Regions from separate parts of the Homo sapiens genome. Here all the other regions are linked to region 2. A link is a loop called in an ENCODE intact Hi-C map of the cell type or tissue named here. Cell type or tissue: GM12878. All regions are shown on one strand. Region 1 overlaps ATP2C1 (ATPase secretory pathway Ca2+ transporting 1). Region 2 overlaps LOC107986023 (a long non-coding RNA gene). Region 3 overlaps LOC107986023 (a long non-coding RNA gene).

Evidence for each region. Peaks named below come from ENCODE experiments on the same cell type or tissue, not always from the same donor. Only the 100,000 strongest peaks of a DNase experiment are listed, where the experiment ranks them.
Region 1: it touches region 2 in a loop (4-fold over the local background); 3 of 110 quality-filtered maps call a loop at or near these places.
Region 3: it touches region 2 in a loop (4-fold over the local background); 5 of 110 quality-filtered maps call a loop at or near these places.

What each region holds. Positions count from the first base shown.
Region 1 is chr3:130,945,380-130,953,379 of GRCh38, reverse strand. All of the region lies in intron 8 of ATP2C1 (ATPase secretory pathway Ca2+ transporting 1), which reads right to left. Among named protein-coding and RNA genes, the nearest start is that of ATP2C1, 55 kb to the right of the region's middle. In GM12878, no CTCF peak of the experiment used is centred here; a DNase peak (open chromatin) is centred at 4,299.
Region 2 is chr3:130,756,354-130,764,353 of GRCh38, reverse strand. The region is part of intron 2 of LOC107986023 (a long non-coding RNA gene); the gene reads left to right. Among named protein-coding and RNA genes, the nearest start is that of PIK3R4, 14 kb to the right of the region's middle. In GM12878, a CTCF peak has its summit at 4,431 (motif pointing left); a DNase peak (open chromatin) is centred at 4,463.
Region 3 is chr3:130,845,498-130,853,497 of GRCh38, reverse strand. It overlaps LOC107986023 (a long non-coding RNA gene), which reads left to right. Exons shown (of 3, transcript XR_001740492.2): 2 at 4,499-4,650. It overlaps LOC105374108 (a long non-coding RNA gene), which reads right to left. Exons shown (of 3, transcript XR_924486.3): 3 at 6,828-6,913. It also overlaps a transcript of ATP2C1 not described here. Among named protein-coding and RNA genes, the nearest start is that of ATP2C1, 45 kb to the left of the region's middle. RefSeq lists an enhancer at 3,237-3,316. In GM12878, no CTCF peak of the experiment used is centred here; DNase peaks (open chromatin) are centred at 3,147 and 4,268; H3K4me3 peaks cover 3,171 bases; H3K27ac peaks cover 4,102 bases.

The DNA of each region.
Region 1 (8,000 bases), 190 kb before region 2:
TCATTTCATCATTTTGGAATCAATTTTCATAAAATCATTATTGTTATACATGCCGTTTATTCCAAATTACAATTTGCAAGACTCAAAAATGTATACAAATGCTTTCATGCAGATCATAACTATCATAATATCTTCCAACTCTGCAACAGGGCTCAGTTTTGAAGGCTTCACTCCTGACACAGTATTTACCTACCCAAGCATACAGAAAAAAGAAAAAAAAAACAATTTTATGAGTATAGATACATACACACATACATACATATATACATACATACATACATACATACATACATACATACATACGAACAAGTGAGGGAGAGGACTAGGGCCAAGTAAGTCAGAAATAGTTAAGAGTTAAACAGCTTCCTCTACTGCAGTGCTCTCAAAACCTTCAATACATTAACATGAATCACCTCAACAGGAATACAGATATACAGCAAAGCTTCTGAAAGGAGGACAGCATCACATCCACTACCTCAGAACTTGTTAGAAGTTAAGAGTCCTTTGCTCCACCTCAAACACAGGGTGGAAAAAGTAAACCTAACAGACAGTATTTACAAGCCCTCCAGGTGATTCTGTTGCAAATTTCCATCCATTTTATTCCAGAAGCATTTATTCAAGGGTCCTTAGGATACTCTGTAAGAAACTAGGAATTAGTTCATGACTTTACTGATTTTACAGGCTCATTCATTCACCCAACAAACATTTACTGACTATCAGTGTTAGGCACTGAGCAAGCTCCTGGTAAGAAAACAGGATAAATTACTGCACAGTATCACTGATATTTTAGGCTGAGTCAGTATTCTCAATCAGGCCTTTCTTAACTCTCAGTTCACACTATGTACCAAGTATTCTAAATTTAAATCTTCTTTTTCTTTTCTTTTGGTGGGGGGTGAAAAGTTATAAATTACATCTTTTCAAATGGTTCACTTCTGAGCATAAAAACCTCAAATAACCTCACGTAAAATGATTATTAAAAATTGGTTCACAGAATCTTCATCTCCTCAACAAAACTGTTTTAATTTGATCAACAACATTCCTACATTCACTTAACAAATATTTATTACTGCTTACAATGTGCCAGGCCCTGTGCTTTATCATACACAGTAGGATAATCAGCAGTGAATGAAACAAAGTTTCTACCCTTGGATATTAATGGGAAAGTGATTTTAAACAAGCACGAGTATATAACATAATGCCAGGTAGAGGGAAAACAACAAACATAATAAAGATAGAGCCACATTTTAGAAGAAAACATTCCCCAAAACCAGGTAATCCTCTGCAGAGCCCTGACAGACCTGAGAGCTCCAAGGCTGGGCCATAATTAGGGAGAGTGGATTTCATGTAAAGGCAACAAAAAGTACAAAGACCTTGGGGACAGGAACATGCTTGGTGTGTTTGTGTGTTAGGCAAACATAACTGCAAAAATAACAGTTTACAATAGGTTGTTAAGTTTTAAAATATTCATCATGAAAATAAATATAACTCCAAAGAGACAAAATTGTGCTAGCATTTCCCAGAAGTTTAGATAATATGACAGTGGAATGCATTTTAGTATCAAAATAAGCTTACAAAAATTATTCTTTAAAATACAGATCAATAGTCATTTAGACTTTAAAGGATTTTGCATTTAACATTAATTGTGTATACAAACACAAACCAGTTAATAAATCTGAGTTCATTACCTTAACGCAACTGAAGATTTAAAAAACACCTGTCATGTTCAAAGGCAAGTGAATTTTTCTTTATTAAAGAAACATATTTATTTGACTTTTATTTCCACGTTAACCTTGGAACTATTTAACTTTTCACACTAACACATTTATTAGCAAGGTAAGAGAAACAAATCTTAAAATGGGCCCTTCTTCAAAGATAATGCCAATACTAAAAATCAGCTGACATTTCATTGCTTACCATCTGCTAGGCACTATGCTACATATCTATGCTAAATTATCACATTTAATCCTACTAACAACTCCTATGAGGCAAGTAATTACTATTATTATCTGTTTTACAGGCACTGAAAGGTTAAGTAACTCATCCAACGTTATAGAGGTACAACACTATGCAGATAAAATTCCAGTGTTGAAAGACTTTAACTCCAGATTCCTCTTAATTATTTAGAGGATCAATCTGCAAATTATTTCTCCTCCCCAATTTTGTAACCACTTATAGAAAAAGACAGTATAACACATAAAGCAAAGATATGTAAAAAATTATGTATTATCTGAATTACAAGTAAATTTATATAAGGTTCATTTTATTTAGCAAGCTCATATTTAATGCTTGTTACAACAGTCAGAGTTGCACGTAACTTTCCAAGATCTTAATTAGGAAAGAGACCCACTAATATTTAAAAATACTTGTAGAAATTTACAGAATTCCTTCTGTAAGAGAAGTAAAACTCATGTTTTCCCTTTGAAGACTTTTGCTTTAAATGTAAATCTTAAACATGGATAAATACTAACATGAAGTGACTAACAGAGAAGGAATTTTTTTTTTTAATCTGTTGTTTTTAAAAAGAGAAAAGCATGATTTCATGGCTCTGTCAGCAACCTAGCTCTTTGGTTTCAGCCTCAGAACAACAATCACTTAAGAGAGCCCTTGTCTGGTGGAACAGACAAGCTGATGTGGAAGAAAAAGGAGCTCAGGACCCTAATTTTTTCCTATATCATTATAAATTTGCAACTAAAACTCAAATGATCATGAAATTTGTCTAAATCTTACAATGTCCCAATCTGCAAAGATTTCAACTATCTGTTGAATACGAATACTTTCTAAGTCACAAGTTATTTTCTCTTAATAGTGATTGCAAGAGTTTTCCTAGGAAGTAGTTTTGAGGGAGTAGAGGGAAAGAAAAGGTGGAATTTAATAAATTAGGCAAGCCTATTACAGTTTAATAAAGTCACAATTTAATTCGTCTGAGAAGAAAGATATTAGAGTCATTATTCATTGCATTCATGAGAGAGGGAAAGGTAGGATAAAGTGAAATCAAAGAATCAGGCAGCCCCATGACAGCCAGCCAGAAGTTTAAGTATTAAACCCTCAGAAGACCTGTTAATGAACAAGAAAACTGATTTTCACTTTCATTCTTCTTCAAGCAGTCTGGTGGAGGTGTGAATATGCTATAAAACAGTTCAAAAATCAGAATATAAATAAGAATCAAGACGACTATATAATCCACAGTCTAAATATTTAACATGTACACAATAAAAATGATTGGAAAATTCACAAGATTATTATTCCCATAAAACACTAGAGAGAAAGAAATCAAATGCCAGTCACAAAGGTTTCCTGAAAGGCAGAAAGTACTTTTAAAAATTCAGGTTAATATGGAACAACTGGCAGCTACAAATAAGTTCTTAAGCTAAAGAACGGTTTGACATACGGTACACTGATAAGGCAATCACCTCTCGAGTCTAGAATTAAAAGCAAATCATTAAAATGCAGATTAGAAATGGATTTCTCTCCCCAGAAAACAATCTTCCAAAATATTCACCTGTAGCTGCCTGATCATGATAAAATTTCTTACTTCTGTTCTCAAAAATTAACATACCTCACTGTTTATGCAAATGAAGAAAAATGTAATTTAAAATCTTCATGTATTTAACTTACTAACACTCAAAGCCAAACCAACCAAGTGTTATGTTACGTATTACTGAAAACGATATATGAAATTAATTTTATCCCGTGGTAGATGCTTACATAAATTGCTAACTTTCTGATTCGAGTATACAGAAAGTTATTCAGAAGATACAGCTGTTTCATCTACATTGAAAATGTTCGGTACAACCACCTTCCTCAATGATCTTAGCTACATCTTCTGAATAACTTGCTGCAGCTTCTCCATCAACATCTGCTGCTTCATCTTGCACTTATATGTTACAGAGATGGCTTCTTTTCTTAAACCTCACGAACCAATCTCTGCAAGCTTCAAACTTTTCTTTGGCAGCTTCCTCACTTCTCTCGGCCTTCACAGAACTGAAGAGAGTTAGGGTCCTGCTCTGGATTAGGTTTGGTTTAAGGAAATATTGTGGCTGCTTTTATGTTTTATCGAAACCTTTCAAACTTTCTTCATATCCACAATAAGAATGTTTTACTTCTTATCATTTGTGTGTTCACTGGAATAGCACTTTTAATTTCAAGAATTTTTTCTTTGCATTCACAACTTGGCTAATTGTTTGAGGCAAGAGGCCTAGCCTTCAGCCTATCTTAGCTTTTGACATGCATTCCTCAGTAAGCTTAATCATTTCTAGCTTTTGACTTAAAGTGAAAGACATGCAATTTTTCCTTTCACTTGAACACTTAAGAGGCCACTGTAGGGTTATTAATTGGCTTAATTTCCATATTGCTGTTTCTCAGAGAACAGGAAAGCCCAAGGAGAAGGAAAGAGCAGTCGGGCAGAGCAGCAGTAGAAAACACGCAACATTTACTCATTACATTTATAGTCTTACATGAACATCGTTAATGATGCCCCAAAACAATTTTAACAGTAACAGCAAAGATCACTGATCACAGATCACCATAATAGACATAATATTGAAAAAGTTCGAAATACTGTGAGAATTACCAAAATGTGACACAGAGATACAAAGTAAGCACCATGCTGTTGGAAAAATGGTGCCAACAGACTTGCCTGACACAGGGTTGCCACAAATCTATTAATATATTTTTTTAAATGCATTATCTTTGAAGCATGATAAAATGAGGTATGCCAGTACAATCTCAGAAGGAAAAAAGAGAAGGCGACAGAAAGAATAGCTGAAGATAAAATGGCTGAAAACTTCCCCAACTTGATGAAAGACATAAATCTACACAACCAAGGAGCTCAATGAAATCCAAATATAATAAACTCAAAGATATCCACAATTAAACACATTATAATCAAACCATTGAAAGATAAAGACAGAATCTTGAAAACAGCCACAGAAACAACTTATCACATAACAGAATTTTCATTAAGATTAATAATCCTAATCAGAAACCACAGAGGCCAAAAAGAGCAGACATTTATAATATTCAGAAAAAAAAAACTGTCAACCAATAATTTTCTATCTGGCAACATTATCTTTTAAAAATGAAGGAGAAATTTTTAAAATCCTAAATAAACAAAAGCAAAAAGAGTTCATCACTAGTCAGACCTGACTCATAAGAAATGCTAAGAGACAGCCCTTTAGGCTGAAATAAGAAAGTAGAAAGTAACTCAAAGCCATATGAAGACATAAAGAATTCCAATGAAGCTAACTATGTAGGTAAACATAAAAGTCAGTATTATTGTATGTTGAGTTCGTGACTCCTGTGTTTGCTTCCTATATAATTAAACTTATAAATGCATAAAATGCTTATAAATCTATATTAATGGGCACAGAATGCATAAAGATGTCATTTGCAAAAATAACAAAGATGAGGGAGGTGTGGGCTGTACGATTTTGTATGCTACTGAAGCAAAGTTAGTATCACTTCAAATAGATTGTTATAAGATTAGGATGTTCATTGTAATCCACATATAATCACTAAGAAAATAAGTAAACAGTATGCACAGAAAATAATTTGAGGGAATAAAAAAGGTACATCAAAAAAAATCAATTGGAGGGGCGTGGAAAAAAAACAAAGAAGGGCACAAAGGAGAAACTGAGGAACATAAAAAGATAACACAAATAGAAAACAAGTAACAACAGAAGTCCTTTCCTATCAGTAATCACTGTAAGTGTAAATGGATTAAATTCACCAACTATGTGATATAAATCCTTACAATGGAAAATTATTTGGCAGTAAAAAACAATGACATACATGAATGAAGTACCTAAAAACATTACATTAAATGAAAGAGGCCAGACATAAAAGACTACATATTGTATGATTCTACTTATATGAAATGTCCAGAATAGGCACATGTATTTCAGTGGCAAGCAGATTAGTGGCTGCTAGAGGCAGGGAAAATACAGAATGAATGCTAAGAGGTAAGGGTTTTCCTTTGAGAGTGATGAAAATGCTCTATAATTAGACTGTAGTGATGGGTGTACAACTGTGAATATACTGAAAACCACTGAACGATACACCTTAAATGTGTGAACTGTATGATATGCACATTATATCTCAAAAAAGCTGTTTTAATAATTTTTTTTTTTAATGTGGTGGATGGACCAGTGCTTTTGGCATGGTCTAAGAGCTGGTTAAGTATGCGTAATCTCAGGCCCCACCCTACACCTACCAAAACAGAGCCCAGCTGATTCCTAGGCACATTAGAAGTTGGAATGCATTGCTCTAGGGCAACTCTGTGTCACAGTGACAAAACAGGCCTGAAAAAATCAAGCGGCTTGCCTAGGCTCACATGGTCAATTCATTTCATGAGCAGACACATATCATTCTTTGAATCACAGTTGTTTGCAAGCTGGTGTCTGCCAATGGAGAGGGCTCAAACTGTCTTTTTCACTTCTAAGCCCTGAAGCCTGATACAATGTGCTGTACATGGTTTTCAAATATGTGCTAAATGGCGAAAATGGTTTCATAACAGACTGATTTCCTAAGAAATGGATTACAATTGCCTAAATTAGCTTCATTACCAACATAAGTAAATTTAAAATATCACTACATGCTTACATTTTATCAAATATTTGAAAACATTCTTTTTTGAAAAAGCATACCAAACCAAATCAGAATTGTAACCTGGGTTTTACCAGAGTATTTTTTCATTGAGTAAATGGAACATGTATTTTATTAACTCAGGAAATCAGAATGCTTGACACAGAGTGATTGCTCCAGTAATGGATTTACCCAACGTGGAGGAAGCTGCTTGTTAGCGGGTCTTAACAACAGACTGGGCAAGAATGTGAGCCTCACAGATAGGAACATAATGGCTACATGGGGTTCCAGTCAAGGAGATTATTTCTGACTCCTTCAGGTGGCAGGTAGCTAAAGTATATCTGTGCTGGCTCAATGATGCCCATTATCTTTGGTTTTTACTTCTCCTTAGAACTAGGGAACAGAAAGGAACAAGCCCTGAAAACACCAGAAACTACTCACTGAGCCAAACTGCTATACTATAACAAAGTACAAGGATTCATGAGATTAAAAAATGGCTCACAATATAATGCCCACTGGCGTGTTCTTAAGTTTGAATTCCTGAGCTTGGCCCCAGTTAGACCCTAACTCCTAATAGAACTAACCTTTCTGCCCAGATTAAAATGGTCTGATAATCCAGTATCATAAAAACAGCTTAATCTTGGTTGCTAGCCCAAGTGGTAATTCTCTGAAAGAAGTCTGATACATTTAGAAAATCATCAGATCAAAAATAGGTTTAAAAAAATGATGGGGGCCAACTATAAGCACATGAACCACAAAGCAAAGTGTCAATGGACTTATTCAGAACTTCAAATGAAAGAAAATCTTGCTATCATTTCAAGCGATGTATTATTCGGCTTAGAAAGTTATAGCTGAGAGAAGTAAAATATTTTCAAAAGACCAAAAAAAAAAAAAAACCCACAACCTTTTTCCATCTGACCCTCACGCTGTTTTTTCTTACAAAGAGTTCTTTATCCAAATATTGATATAGACTTTACCTGGAACAACACCAAAAATATGCTGTGTTTTCACAAAGGCAAAACATACTGTTCAATGATAGACTGGATTAAGAAAATGTGGCACATATACAGCAGGGAATACTATGAAGCCATAAAAAAGGATGAGTTCTTGTCCTTTGTAGGGACATGGATGAAGCTGGAAACCATCATTCTGAGCAAACTATCACAAGGACCCAAAACCAAACACCACATGTTCTCACTCATACGTGGGAATTGAACAATGAGAACACTTGGACACGGGGTTGGAAACATCACACACCGGGGCCTGTCGTGGGGTGGGGGGAGGGGGGAGGGACAGCATTAGGAGATATTATCTAATGTAAATGACAAGTTAATGGGTGCTGCACACCAACATGGCACTTGTATACATATGTAACAAACCTGCATGTTGTGCACATGTACCCTAAAACAAAGTATAAT
Region 2 (8,000 bases):
TGAACCCGGGAGGCAGAGTTTGCAGTGAGCCTAGATCATGCCGCTGCACTCTAGCCTGGGTGACAGAGTGAGACTCTGACTCAAAAAAAAAAAAAAAAAGAGTCTGCTACCAGGTGTACTGGACCTTCACTGTATGTTATTTATTTATTTTCTCTTGCTGCTTTTAGGATCTTTCCTTTATCCTTGACCTTTGGGAGTCTGATTATTAAATGTGTTGAGGTAGTCTTCCTTGAGTTAAATATGCTTGGTGTTCTCTAACCTTTTTGTATTGAATGTTGATATCTTTCTCTAGACTTGAGAAGTTCCAAGATATTATCCCTTTGAATAAACTTTCTACTCCTATCTATTTCTCTACCTACTCTTTAAGGCCAATGATTCTTGGATTTGCCCCTTTGAGGCTATTTTCTAGATCTTGTTGGTGTGCTTTATTCTTTTTTTACTCTTTTTTCTTTTGTCTCTTCTGACTGTATATTTTCAAGTAGCCTGTCTTCAAGCTCACTAATTCTACTTGATCAATGCGGCTATTAAAAGACTCTGATGCCCTTTTCAGTATGTCAAGTGTATATTTCAACTCCAGAATTTCTTCTTGATTCTTTTTAATTCAATGTTTGCTAAATTTATCTGATAGAATTCTGAATTCCTTCTCTGTGTTATCTTGAATTTCTTTGAATTCTCTGTCTGAAAGGTCACATATCTCTGTTTCTCCTGGATTTGTCCCTGGTGCCTTATTTAGTTCGTTTGGTGAGGTCATGTTTTTTTGCATGCTCTTGATGCTTGTGGATGTTCATCAGTGTCTGGGCATTGAAGAGTCCAGTATTTATTGTAGCCTTCACAGTCTGGGAATGTTTGTACCTGTCCTCCTTGGGAAGGCTTTCCAGGTGTTTGAAAGGATGTGGGTGTTGTGATCTAATCTGTATCTGAATTAGGGGTCACCCCACGCTCAGTAATATTGTAGTTCTTATAGATTGTAGAGGTATTGCCTTAGTGGTATTGGATAAAATCCAGAAGAATTCTCTGGATCACCAAGCAGAGACTTTTGTTCTCTTTCCTTACTTTCTCCCTAACAGAGTCTCCCTCTGTGTGCTAAGCCACCTGTAACTGCGGGTGGAGTGACACAAGCACCCCTGTGGCCTTCACCACTAGGACTGCACTGGGTCATATCTAAAGCCAGCACAGCACTGGATTTTGCCAAAGCCCACTGTAACTACTTGGCTACCACTTATGTTTGCTCACAGCCCTAGGGCTCTACCATTAGCAGGTGGCAAAGTCAGCCAGGCTTGTGTCCTTCCCTTCATGACAGCAAGTTCCCGCAGGCTTAGGGTGCACACAGAGATTCCATGCAGGAGCTAGGGACTAGAGTCGAAAACCTTAGAAATGTACCCAGTGTTCTATTATATTGCAGCTGAGTTGGAACTCAAACCATGAGACACAGCCTTTCCTACTCTTCCCTTCCCTTTCCATAGGCAAAGGAGCCTCACCCTGTAGCCACTACCACCACAGGCCCACTGGGAGTACTAACGGGCTACTGCTGATGTTCACTTATGGTCCAAGCACTATTCAGTCAGTTTGTGGTAAATGCTGCCAGGCCTAGGACTCACCCTTAAGGGAAATGTGCTCTCCAGTGGTCCAGGGTGGGTCCAGAAATGCCATCCAAGAGCCAAGGCCTATAATTGGGAACCCCAAGAGACTACTTGGTACTCTACCTGACTGTGGCCGAGCTGGTACCTAATGTGCAAAACTAAGCCCCCTTTAGTTTTCTTTCTGTTTTTCTCAAGCAGGAAGAGTCTCTCACCGTAGCCACTACAGTTGGGAATGTGCTGGGTCTCACCTGAATCCAGCTCATCTCAGAGTCTTACTCAAGGCCCCTGGTATACTACCTGGGTATCACTGTTGGTTATTTAGGGCTGAAGGGCTGCTTAGCTAGAAGGTGATGGATCCTGCCAGGACTGGGCCCTTCCCTTCAAGGCAGTGGGTTCCCTTCTTGCCCAGGGTGTGTCTCAACATGTTGTCTGGGAGCTAGGGCCTGGAATGGGGGCCTTATGACTCTTACCAGTGCCCTATCCTACTGTGGCTGAGCTGGCCCAATATGCACGACAAAGTCCTCTTTACTCTCCCCTCTTTTCTCCTCAAGCAGAAGGAAGGAGTCTCTTTTGGAACGTGAGCAGTGCTGCCTGAGTTTATGGGAGGAATAGCACAAGCACTCTCTTAGCCACTTCGGCTGGCTTCTTAGTAGGTGGTGTACCCCTCAAGTCCACTGGTTACGAAACCAGCTCAGCACTATTACTCTCCTAAGGGTTGCAGTCCTTGTGGCCTAGACTGTCTTTCAAGTTTATTAGGGCCCCAGAGCACTTTAGCCCGTGGTGATGAGGCTTGCTGAAACTCAAGTTCTGACCACGGGAATGGGTAATTTCCCTCTGGCTAGGGCTCATCTAGATGCTCCCTCCTTCAGCACACACTGGCTGACTTCAGCTGGGTTTTGCTTTCTGCTGTGATAGGACAGCACTGGGTTGAATGCAAAGTCTCACAGTCGCTGCTCTTTCTCTCTTGCAAGTGCACAGATTCTTTCTCTGTACCATGCAGCCACTGCCAGGGGGATGGGGGAGGAGTGGCATCGGCGATTCAAGACTGTCTTTACTACCCTCTTCAATGCCTCTTTCAGTGATATGAAGTTCAAACGTGGTACCGTGAGTGCTCGCCTGATTTTTGGTTCTTAGGAAGGTGCTTTTTGGGTGTAGATAGTTGTTAAGTTTGGTGTTCCTGTTGTGGGGGACAATCAGTGTGGAGCCTTCTATTCAGCCATCTTCCATTAGAGCTCATTTGTGATGGGCAGGTGGGTTAGGGGGACAGCTCCTCAGCTTCCTGGTCTGATGATATTTCCTAGTGGTTATCAAAAGCCTGATGTTCCAAGAATCTATCCTTGGTTTAGACACGGATTTGGGTAACTGCCACCCTTAGTTTCATAAGAATGTGTTGTCATTTACATCTGAGGTTAGAATTCAAGTAGGTACAGGAAATTCCTAACCAATTTCCTCTCTTAACTGGCCAGGTGAGGTCAAATAAATAGGGAGATGAAAAAAGTGAACAATAAGTTTATATAGTCAGAGGAAGTAGTAGTTATAGTGGAGATGTTGGTGATGATGGTGATATCGGTCATCTGGGTAACACTGATGCAGCCATGATGTAGGAATAGTAGGTGTAATCTTGACAAATGCCTGTGATGACAGTTATTGCCTGGGGCTGGCTTTTAGTTGATCTTTTTCACATGATAGGTGGGTGAGTCAGCTACTTTTAAAAGGCTAAGAACAGAGGGGACATGTATAAATCAAAATTTTATAAATTAAATATTTCCACTTTGATTCATACTATAATTTCAGAGACATTCAATCTTTATTTCTGAATGACCTTTCATTGTCAGTGATGGAGTATTTTAGCCTTAAGTTACAATGCCCTGTTGCCTCTGTAACATGTAGTTATTTTGTAAAGAAATTCCTAAATGATTACAGGAACTCATATTTAAACAATCATTTTGTAAAGAGTAATTGTCATATTTGACATATTTCTATTTTTCATCAGATGAAATTTTCTTACACTGAGAGTTCTAAGAGAAATATACTATACTATCCCAAGGCTACATAACTTGTGAGGAATAATATTTAAAAGGATTCAGAGATAACTTATTTGTATATTCCATTTTTTTTCCTTTGGGTGTTGACAGTTTATTCATTTAGGAAATGAAAAGAAATAGCAAAAATGTGATAATGATATTCTAGACATTAAAATGAGAAAAATAACATTTTGTAGCTACATGAAAATTTTTCTCTCTGGAGTTTAAAATGCTGAAGAGAATAATAGAATTATTCTCTCATCGATGAGAATAATTTCATTTACAGTCAATAAAAATATATATTCCATCACAAGCTCTCCATTGTAAATGTAAATAAGATATACTATGCAATAAATCTCTAAACAACCTACTCCAATAATTAAAATTATTTTATTTTCCTTTTTAGTATTTTTTGTCATCATCATCCTGTGATTTTTTTTGCTGAGCAATATTATATGCCTGGTTCCATGCTGGACTTTTATATATATATGATCCCTGTTAATGCTCACAACAGTCCTATGTGGTATCTGTAATTGCCTCTGGCTTTACAGATAAAGAAACTGAGACTCAAGAGATTTTAAACAACTCATCCAAGGACAGTGGTGCACAGAGGAATGACCCCAGGTCTAAGATCATGTTCTCAAATACTGCACGATATTTGACCACAAACATATGTGATTTTCAAGGAGCATCTGAAGTCATGTAAAAAAATTCCTGTAGCTGTTTTATTTATAGTAATATTATATCACAAACACTTTCCGTGTTTGCCACATAACTTCTTAATCAGACGTCCTGTGCACATTTGCTCTGAGCCTCCACTGGGGTGCACTGCCCTCTAGTGGAATTCTATTCTTCAGAAACTTTTTGCCCTCTTTCTGCCCCTAGGATAAAAAGTTGTTTTCTTGTTGCATAACTATTTATTGTTACTGCTTTATTTTAAACATGATAAAATGTTACAAGGTCTTTTATCTTGTATTCTTTAATGTAGAGAGATATGATTATTCCTATTTTGGCGGGTATGTGGAAAATAAATTGAACCCCAGAGAAATTCAGAAATGTACTTCAAGAAAGAATTCATTGTTCCTCGCGTTGAAATAAACATGGCGCCACTATTTCCTGAAGTTAACAGGATATTTAAAGCATCTCTCCTAAAATTACATTTAAAGGCTTGAGGATATGTCAAATTGTGATAGTACCAGCACTGAAAGACAAAGTAGACTCTCCTGGGATCCATAAATAACTTGGAAATATATTTAAAACACAAGAAATTCAAATAGACCAGAATTTGTTTCTGTCTGAGCTCAGGTTAATTCCTCATTTTTAAATATGTTTCTTTTTCTTTTCTTTGTTTCTTTTTTCTTTCTTTTTTTTTTTTTTTTTTGAGACACAGTCTCACTCTGTTGCCCAGGCTGGAGTACCGTGGTGTGATCTTGGCTCACTGCAACCTCTGCCTCCCAGGTTCAAAGGATTCGCCTGCCTCAGCTCCCAAGTAGTTGGGACTACAGGTGGGGGCCACCACGCCTGGCTAACTTTGTATTTTTTTATAGTAGAGATGGGGTTTCACCATGTTGCTCTGGCTGGTGTCAAACTCCTGGCCTCAAGTGATCCGCCCACCTCAGCCTCCCAAAGTGCTGGAATTACAGGCGTGAGCCACCCACGCATGGCCTAGTTTTTAATATGTTTCTAATGAATCTTTTTCACTTTGATATTGTTAAAAATCCTCACAGTATTAAAATGCATAATTGGATAGCTTTGTTTTAATTAGGAAGGACTTTGGTTAATATCGCATTGTTTTAGAGAAAGCAACAGGGATAATGTTTTTTGTTTTGCTTTGTTTTTAGTGAATTAGGCCATTATTTCTGCTACTGTTCATCAGAAAAGAAGCCCTGGGCAAAATTGCTGATGCTATCACATGGAAAAGGGCTGACATGAGTTGTAATTGCTTTGTGTGCACCCAGTGGAACATGCTGTGGAGGGGAGGGGAAAACCCTTCAGCTTCATCTTTACTAGAAAGCCAGCTCTTCAAAATTAGATGTCTTCTTGTGCTTAGTGAATGACCAATATGAAAAAGGAGAAGCAGCAAAGACAGGGTTATATAGCATGTATAACATTTAATAAAAGAGAGAATCATCCAAGACTTCCTAAGGAAATTATATTGATATCTCTGTGCTCTACATTAAAATTGTTTATTTTCTTTGAGCTTAGGTTTCAGGACAGGTAAGAGGATGGTCAAAACTAACATAAAGCAATTTTTAAGACAAATACTCTTCCAAGTAGTACACAAATAAGTTACCCACACAAGGGTAAAAAAAGACGATGGCAAAATGCCTTCAAAGTGTGGAAATGTAGGATAGGTAAAAATCATGGATTATGTATATTGATAAACTCTTTTGTTCACCGAGAATTGACATTCAGCATATTATATACGAAATGAAAATTTGCCTAGGAAATGATCTTTGCTATTTGTAGACCATGCCATATATAAATACCACATTGCAAATAAAATCTTATAGTTAGAAGACTTGTAGGAAGTTGATGTTTTCTATAGGTTCCTCCCCTTACGGTTTAATTATTCTAAATACTTGTAGAGTGTTAATATTATAAGGCAGGATTTCTCAACCTCTATTATGTTACCGATAATTCTGGTTCCTCCCCCTACAGTTTAAGTATTCTAAATACTTGTAGAGTCTTAAAATTATAAGACAGGATTTCTCAGCCTCTGTTACCGATAATTCTCTCTCTGTATGTGTGTGTGTGTGTGTGTGTGTGGGTGTGTGCGTGTGTGTGTGGGTGTGGGTGTGTGTGGGTGTGGGTGTGGGTGTGTGTGGGTGTGGGTGTGTGTGGGTGTGGGTGTGTGTGGGTGTGGGTGTGTGTGTGTTGCTTTTCTATGAATTGTAGAATGTTTAGCACCATCCCTGGCCCCTAAGGCTAGATGCCAGTAGCAAATACTACCCATCCCCCATATGACAATCAAAAATGTCTCTAGACATTGCCAATAAAATCAAAACACTTGTATATATGGCATGGCTGTTCATTCAAGAGATGAGATAATGGTATAGTATTACAGATTGTGTTTTTCAAAGATGACTGCTTCAACATATATATATATGAGATATATATGATAAATATATATAATTTCATATACATATAACATATATGTATATATATCATCTTGCTTGCTTTTCCTATAATGTGACCTTGACATGCATCAATTGAAAGGTGTGTGTGTGTGTCGGGGAGAGGGTATCTATGCTCCTTTCCCTTGAACCAGGTTGTAACTTTGTAACTGTCTCACTGAATATAAGGTCTATCACTGAAGCTAGGTTATAAAAGGCAACACGGCTTCTACCTGGATGTCTCTCTCTCTGGATGCTTGTCCTAGGAACCCATCCAGAATGTTGTGAGGAAGCCTAGGTCACAGGAAGAGATTATGTGTGAGTATTCTGGCCAACAATCCCAGCTAGGCCTCCACCACAGCCAGCACTGACCTCTAGACATATGAATAAGAGGGCCTCCAGATAATTCCAACCTCTAGTCTTTAAGGCTTCAGCTAAGGACCCAGAAATCATGGAGCAGAGGCAAGCTGTCCCTGTCTAATTCCAGATCCACAGAAATAGATGGACAATAAATTTTTTAAATTACTTTCAACTACTAAGTTTTAGAGTAATTTCTTATACAGCAATATATAGCTAAAATATATAGTTTGAATCAGATCTCAAATATGTGTGTATATATAATATGTATATAATATAGATGTAATTTTTTAAATAAGCAGAGTCTAATATTATTGATTAGGATTAAGATTGGCCAATAATACTGATTTTACCCTGTCCTTCTCCACAACATACAAGCATTCCAAAAGGAGAAAGAATCTCTGTCTTCCCGAGTTCCATTAAAAAAAAAAACTAAATGACTAAAAACAACCAGACTCATCCCATAACTACCAGGTCCTTCTCCCATACCACTACTTTATCACTAGTGCACAAAACATCATATTGATTTATGATATGGCAAGCACTGTCAAACTGAATCAATTAACATTTTAGGGCCATTTCATTCCTACAAGCAAACCACATTCAGCTGCTAGAAACACATGAACTAAAGGCCATGGATTTGGTTTTATTTTCCAAGCCACATGGGCATACCCACCTGCTACAAACAAGAGACCCGTAAAGGTCAGACTATAATAAAAAAGCCATCTCCAGTATAACTGCAAACTCTGCACAGTGACATCCCCTGGAATTAAGTGACTTCAAAGTTCTAGAACAAGATAAATTAGTCAACTTTTTATACTACTTTATCAGTAGTGTAATCTTTGGTTACAAATACAGAAAATCTAACCAACACTGACTTCAACAAATGTTTCTTTTTCCCATGTAATAAGATGTTTGGAGAT
Region 3 (8,000 bases), 89 kb before region 2:
TGTTATAATATTCCCCAAGTATGTGGAAGTCAACATGGTTGGTACTTAGCAGCGCTAAGTGAGGTGGGAGAAGATTTTAAGTGGCATGCAGACACTACATTCAATAACACTGAATCATTTTGGATTGAAAAACATTATCTACCTTTTAATTCCTTTCCATCCTCACCCAGGAAACTTTCTCAGTTGGCTCCTAGGATGCTCTAACCTTTCTCTTAAAAGCTAATCTTCCTTATTAACAAATGAGCAGGTTTCAGGCTTGGAGGTTTTACAGGCAATAGTATCTACCTAGAATTTAATACTGTTTTGCTTTTATTAATTATTTTTACTTACGGCTAATGACAATGGTTTTCCATTTACAGTCATGATATGAACTTTTTTTCTAAATAAACTCTAATAATGTGATTTAAGTACAAATACAGAAAAATATTGAGGAATTAATCATACAGATGTGGTAAACAGTAAAAATTATGACAGTGCTATGTGAATATAGGAAATTTTAGAAATCTCTCAAGGAGAAAAGTTAGCAGGGTGATATTTTGCTATTACTAGATTGTTCAGGGATCAAGCGTGGTAAAATGAATAAAATTTAAAGCCATGAGATAGAAATTCACATCTTCCTCTGGTACTTTCTAGCTGCATGGGCAAGGGCTCTTAAGGGCTCTAAGTCTCAATCCCTTCACTTTTATATCAAGGATTAGTTATACAAGAATGTAAGGATTAGAGGCAACAAATATGCAGGTCATAAGATTGTAGACATTATTAACCTCCTTTATAACTTCCCAACAAGCTTTCAAGGTTAGTTATGATGAACTCTGACCTAATTTCTCTAATTCTGTGAGACATTAGGTCTGCAGAGCTGTAGTTGGCTTTAAAAAGAAATCAAATATATTATTTCTCTTAATTATTCAATTCACTTATATAAGAATTTAAGAACTCAGCATAATACTCACTCCCAGCTGTTCCTAGGTTGTCCCAAATGGTTGTACACTGGGGAAGGGACTACCCACCCTGTCCAAGTCAGAGGTTTTATGTTAAATTCTAATGGTCTTCTGAATGCATTTTGTAATACTTCTTCAATAAACTAAAAACAAAGAACCATAGAACTACACAAGCAATATAGCCACATCTCTGAAAACTTACAATACTGAGAAAAAAAAAATCACTCAATTCACATTCCACAGTTGTGTTCCCATCCTTTCAGCCACCTCTCTTCCTTCCATAATAAATGAGGCCTGAAGAAGCCCGTGAACATTAAAAGATTGGCAAACAAAAACTTATACAGCCCTACCACTTGGTTCTCTAGCTTTCTACATCAAAAGCAAGTGCAGGCTGAAACTTGGAAACCAAAAGTTGGTCTTTTAATGGTGACACCTTGCCTAAGTAAGATAAACTGGACCAGCCTAGCTCCCTTAGTGAACAGAGTCTGTTTGAATTTCTGGCCCTTGTAAAATTATTAAAGCAGGGCATACAAGCAGTTTCCTCTCAAACAGTAGCAATGATTTTTATTTTCCAAATTATGCATTGCCTTTTTGGGAAACCTGTCATGAGAGGATTTTCTGTCTGCTAAACCTATCTTGCATTTCCTGGAAGTGTTTTATTAAGTGGGTCATCTCATATCACAAAGGAGAAAAAAATACAGGACACTGGTGATATCTCCTGCATAGTTTTGCAGTTCTAGTTACAAGCACAATGCACAAGCAATTTATGACTGCTGGGTCTTTGGTATGGCTATACATTTGTCCTTCACATTTGTATACCACCGCCACACTTCTTCCTAAATGAATCACTAGATTTAAATGGATCAGATATTGCTACTTCTTCTAACAATTTGGTAAAATTCATAAAAATCATTTTTAGAAATGTCTTTTTTGGAGATCAAAGAAATGGAATGATATAAATCTCACACCATAAAAATGACTGCATGATTTTAAATGAGATGTGATCAGACATTTTAACAGTTTTAAAAATGCTTATATTCCCAAGTGATAGTGTCTCCTGCTGGAAATCATAGCTTTTGATTGGCTAAAAAGACTGAATATGGCAGTGCTCTACCTCCTACCTTTTACACACACAAAAATGACCAACTGCTTCTGAATGATCTTTATAGCTTGTTAATGATCTGTTTAAGGTTATTATAGTTTATAAAATGTTTTTTGTTTTGCAAATTCTGGCTATGTAAACATAACCATAAATACAAGAAGACAAGTGTACTTCTAGGGTCTGATACTTTCTTTGTTGAGATATTAATAGTGTCAAATTTTGTATCTGAGGCATTGGAAAATGATCAAAGAATTCAAAATTTAACTTTGATAGAGTAGCTCTTTAGAAGAAAGAAAGCATGTGGCTTCATTACAGAACTCCGCTTAATCTCAGGATCTGAATGTTCCAAGTTTAAATAAATTCTCACAAGCCTGCTTGCTTTCTGATTGCCAAGTCTGAACAGCCACAAGCAGGATCTGACCTGTACCTATAAACATGTAAACCAGCACAAATGAAATCACTAAGCGACGTAAAAGCAACAAGGAACAAGCACCCGTTCATTTTAAAGATAATATAAACAAAATGATACCTGTTCTTCGGCTCTTTGGTTTCTCAGCGTCGATAAATATCTCCTAATTGCATGGAGAGGATATTTTTTGAAATAAGAGAATCTAGATGGAGGCAACAGACTATCCATAGTGAGGAAAGCAAGAGGGTCCTTGTCTGCACCTCCTTGTCAGCAACCATATGAAATTAGAAACTTAGCAATTCCTCAGATGCCTAAAGATTTGTTTGTAGCTCGACAACTTCCCTCCTACAAACAAAGCAAATGTTCTCCTTGCTGTTTCCTCTTTTGGGTAGAGTTCCTGGTGAAACCAGACAGCCAAGTATGAACACTGTCTAGAAGCGTCCAGAAATGCAATGCCCAAAGGGCAATAGGAATTCAGGGGCTGGTCCACAGAATGCAAATTGCTTAGTGGTAGTGATGCGACTGTCCTATTTCTAGCAACAGTGTTCTGTTGCAAGCTATGTTAATATTAGCTAGCTGGTGACTTTCCATACCCACAGACTCTCGTGAGGCTTAATTTTAATTCTTCTGACACTTTTTCTAGTTCTTAAACAGGGCATGAGATGTGGTTTTCCCAGTTTCCTTCTAGATTTCTTATCATCATGCGCACACACAGACACACAGCTCAGTTGCGGTCTGAGCTGGAAAGTGTTGATTCATTCAGTCTTGAGAAGACTGTTATAGGGGACTTCCAAAAAAATTTAACAAATTACCTCACTCTTCATTGTTATCAAGGAGCTCGTTGTCAGCACTGAAAACGTTTGGCTTGCACTGTGATGCATTATGCAACATGCCCAGTAACCAGATACTTTACATTAATTGAACAATAGCTGCAAACAGATTCTGTTCTGAGTTAAAAGCCTTCTCTCCTTGAATCCTTATCTCAAATCCACAGGCTGAATTCAGAAACATTAACTTTCCCTAGGCTTTTAAAAACTATGAATGTAAGTGAGAGAAAATGTTTTATGTTTACTTTCTAACTCTTATTAAAAAAAAGATTCATGCTTAAAAAAAAAAGAACAAAAGAAAAATAATGCCAAGAGGTCTGTGGTCTTAGAGGACATGAAATCATAAAATTTGAAAGTTCAATATTTTCTTAATACTTTATAGAGATCACAGGGTTTTTCTAAACTAGGGCCCCAAATAGACATTACTATTTTATTATCCTTTTAAACTTTACAGTAGCTGGTTCCTTTGATGGAAACATTTGGTCACTTCTGTGAGGGGCTGTCATGTAGAAAACAGACTGGACATCAACAAAAATTATGTGACCCAGAGTTTTCTTTAAGGGTGAAAGCAAGCCCTGGTTTTTCCCTCTTCCTAGAGAGCACTGCAAGTTGCGGGGAAGAGGAGGTAGGCAGAGCTGGGGAAATTACATTGCAGCCTTAGTTGTCCCCCTGGACAGCCTCCCTGACACTCCTGGATGGGTCACCTGCCTTCAGGGAACACACTTGATGGCCTAAACCTGGTTGTGCTGCAAGCAGCCCAGGCCATCTGTCAGGTTGGCATTGGGCCCACTAGCAAGGTGATCTTCCAGACTCACCAGGACCAGCCTGGCAATTCCAAGAAGTCATTTACATATTGCTACTGGAGCTGGCTCCTAGGAGGAGGCCCTGCCCTTCTGTCACCTCTCCAGGTGCACCATGCTACATGCATACAGAGGCTCTGCACGTCCTTCTCTGTATGCTGGAGACAGCTGACTCTAATGAGGGCAAGAGAGAAGCAGTGTGCTTGTGAAACACCTGAATGCTAAGGGCACAGTGCTGCATGCTCCCTGCCAGTTCATGACCCAGAAAAACAAGAAGTATAGAAAGCCAGATACCCTGGGCCAACTTGAAGCCCTGGAAAGAGAGGCAGCCCTAGGGATTGTGGGGGCAGGGAAATGTGTCGTTCATACGAACCCTTGAGATCCACTAACTGCCCTTTTGCTTCTCTTTTTAAAAATATCAGAACCTTCAGAGATGCCTCTTTATTGTGGGCAGAAGCCAGCAGCCTGCTAAACACCCACAGCATGACTGGTGATCCAATCTTTTCCCAACAGACGAACACAAAGCAGACTTCATTTCCACAGTTGTTTCAGGATCACTTTTTCTGGGGCTGAGGTGAGTGATGAAAAGAAATGGGGAGGGAGAAATGCAGCATCCCCAAACAAAAACTGTTCTATTAGATTAAGCACAAAAAAGAAAAATGGGTGAAACAAATTCAATTAAAATTCCTTTAGGAATTTAATTGATAACGAATATAAATCGTATCTAATACTAATTGGGCCCTTTGGCCAGGTGATGTGCTAAAGTCTTTACATGTATTATCACATGTAATCCTACAGTAACATATGGGTAAACTAAAGCTCAGAGAAGGTAACAATTTGCTGAGGTCGCACAGCTGCAAAAACAGAGGCGAAGGGGATTCTAACCAGGTAAACCTGACTCCAGTATCTGTATCCAACCTGTATACTGCAGAACCACTTAACCCACTCCCAGAAATGAATTCTCAAGGACCTATTAACTTGAAGAAGGAAAGACATGGTGTTACCTTGTTAAAGAGGAATACAGGCCAGGCATGGTGGCTCACACTGGTAATCCCAGCATTTTGGGAGGCCAAGGCGGGCAGATCACTTGAGGTCAGGAGTTTGAGACCAGCCTGGCCAACATGGTGAAACCTCGTCTCTACTAAAAATACAAAAACTTAGCTGAGTGTGGTGGTGCGTGCCTGTAATCCCAGCTACTTGGGAGACTAAGGCAAGAGAATCACTTGAACCTGGGAGGCGGAGGCTGCAGTGAGCCCAGATCGTGCCACTGCACTCCATCCTGGGCAACAGAGCAAGACTCTGTCTCCAAAAAAAAAAAAGAGAGAGAAATACAAATACAGATGGCTAGGAATTTGCAGACTACGATTGGAGAGCAAGTACGTCTTCTCAAACAATCATACAACCTCCTGTCCTGAATTCTCTATAAATAATGTTCATATCATTACCTACCTCTTAAAGATTCCTTTATGAAATGATTCTGGTGATGCTAAAAAGAAGCTGTATTTGTAGATACAGATATTCTGCTTCCCAATTTTTGAAAACTACTACAATCTCAGTTTCTGTTTGACATAGGTTTCAATGGTCCGTCTATATTTAATAAAATATGAATGTGGGAATTTATGCACCCTGTTTCTCAGGTGGTAGGCATAGTCTCCTTAAGTTTACAGTATGGACATCTCTGCCATCACAGCTTGGAGAAGTGCCCTTTTTTTTTTTTTTTTTTTTTTAAGGCGTGCCATTTTTTATTGCCCCTGTGGCTCAGGTGCCTTGATGAAAGACAGCTGACCAGAGTCCTGGTGGCTACAATCTATATCTGCAAGGACTGAAGGGCCCAGTGTTTCTTCCACAAGTATATGAGGTATATTTTGCCCTCTGCAAAGTAGCACAATAAAGAGTGGAAGCAGGCCGGGCACGGTGGCTCACGCCTGTAATCCCAGCACTTTGGGAGGCCAAGGAAGGCAGATCATGAGGTCAGGAGTTCAAGACCAGCCTGGCCAAGATGGTGAAACCCTGTCTCTACTAAAAATAGTAAAATTAGCTGGGCGTGGTGGTGTGTGCCTGTAATCCCAGCTACTCAGGAGGCTGAGGTAGGAGAATCACTTGAACCTGGGAGGCAGAGGTTGCAGCGAGCCGAGATCACGCCATTGCACTCCAGCCTGGGTGACAGAGCAAGACTCTGTCTCAAAAAGAAAAAGAAAAAAAAAAAGAGTGGAAGCAGTTATCTGTTATTTTGCAGAACTCACTCCCACCCCTCGTCCTCGATAGAAAAATAACTAACAGAAACCATGAATCCAGGAAAGTCATAGGTTAAGGCTGTAATCCCACAATGAAAGGATATTTGTGTGTTCTCTGTGCTTTCTAATAATAATCTGCTTTTTTGCAAATGGCTTAAAGTATGGGGAATCCCAAATTCTTCACTTGAAAAGCAACATAATGAGGCAAAGCCAACACCAGGAAAAATAGTGGTAAGGGAGTGAGCAGAAAGATATTTTACAGTTTATTCTTTTTCAAATGTTAAAGAAGATAGGATGAAAATGTAGGTTTGTGAAGTCATCTAGCACTGTGCATTGCACACAGTAGGTGTTAAGTTAACATATACCAATGCATATTCATTGAAAGAGAATGACAAAGAAGAAAGAATTGGATCCAAGGGTTAAATACAGGTTGAGAAACATGAAACAAGAATTGAGAAACAGTGTCTCCAGGATACCTTTGAATTGATGAGATTTTCAAATTGCATCAGGACAAAAATGAAAAGCCCGCTAATCTCCTCCTTCCAATCAGTGCTAAGAGTTCCCATCAGGAAAATGACTCCATTCTCTGGGAATTAATCCAGCCTGGATACAGAGTGAAGGGCCGGCAGTTAGGATGATGGAGAAGCTGCTAGCTCAGAAAACAGAAATCATTTATTATTATGAATTCTACTGAGAAATCACTCTCATCCCACTAGATCTGTAGATACTGGTCCAGTCTTACACTCCCCTAAGGACAGCATCAAATACAATCAAGAGAGGAATGGGAGGCATTTAATATTGCTCATCAGGGCAAGTTTATGCAGCACCAGATTCCACCTTATTGCATGATTAAAGCACTTCTGCTACTTCACAGTACATTTTCTTAGTGCCCTCACCACATAGGGAATAATTATCCTACATCTGCAGATGGTGTATTTTTACTTTCCCAAAATTCACTTTCAAAAATCCCTCTATATTCCCATTACAACCATCATTCAGCAACTTTGATGTTTCTAATTGCTCTATAAACTGTGCAACTTTTATGCCTTTTGCTCTTCGGTTTCAAGTATTAATTTCTCAAATTTAACAATATTTCCACGCTCATGAGACACTTGTCCTCCACTGAAGAAAAAAAGACATTTTCTGCATAGTTTAGGCCAAACTTGAACATACATTTGAATCATCTGGAGGGCTTGTTAAAGCACAGGTGGCTGGGCCCCACCCTCAGACTTTCTAATTCTGTAGGTCTTGCGGGAGGAGCAGAGATTTTGCTTTTTTAACAACTTCTCCAGTGATGCTGATGCTGCTGGGAACCTCACTTTGAGAGCCACTGGTTTGGGAGCTATCAGGTAGGGACATGGCTGTAGAGGGATTTCCCAGGTGGAGTTTGAAAGATAGATGCCCTGTTTGCTAAAGCACTTTGAGAGCTTCCAGCAGGCCCACAATTTAAAACACACTTCCCCAGTAGGGGTGGTTTTCCTCAGGCCAATGCCCATCTCTTTTTTTGCAGCCACTTTCCCATAAGGAAATTCCTGCATATCAGTCTTCACATGGGCCTCTCATCAGGTGATATCTTGACTTGATATCTGACTGCTCCCACATTCTCTCTCACTCATTTTCTCTTGTCAAGGTACAGTGGTGCTATTAGTAGCCTTAGTTCAGGGAAATCAACTCTTGCTTTAGGCCCAGG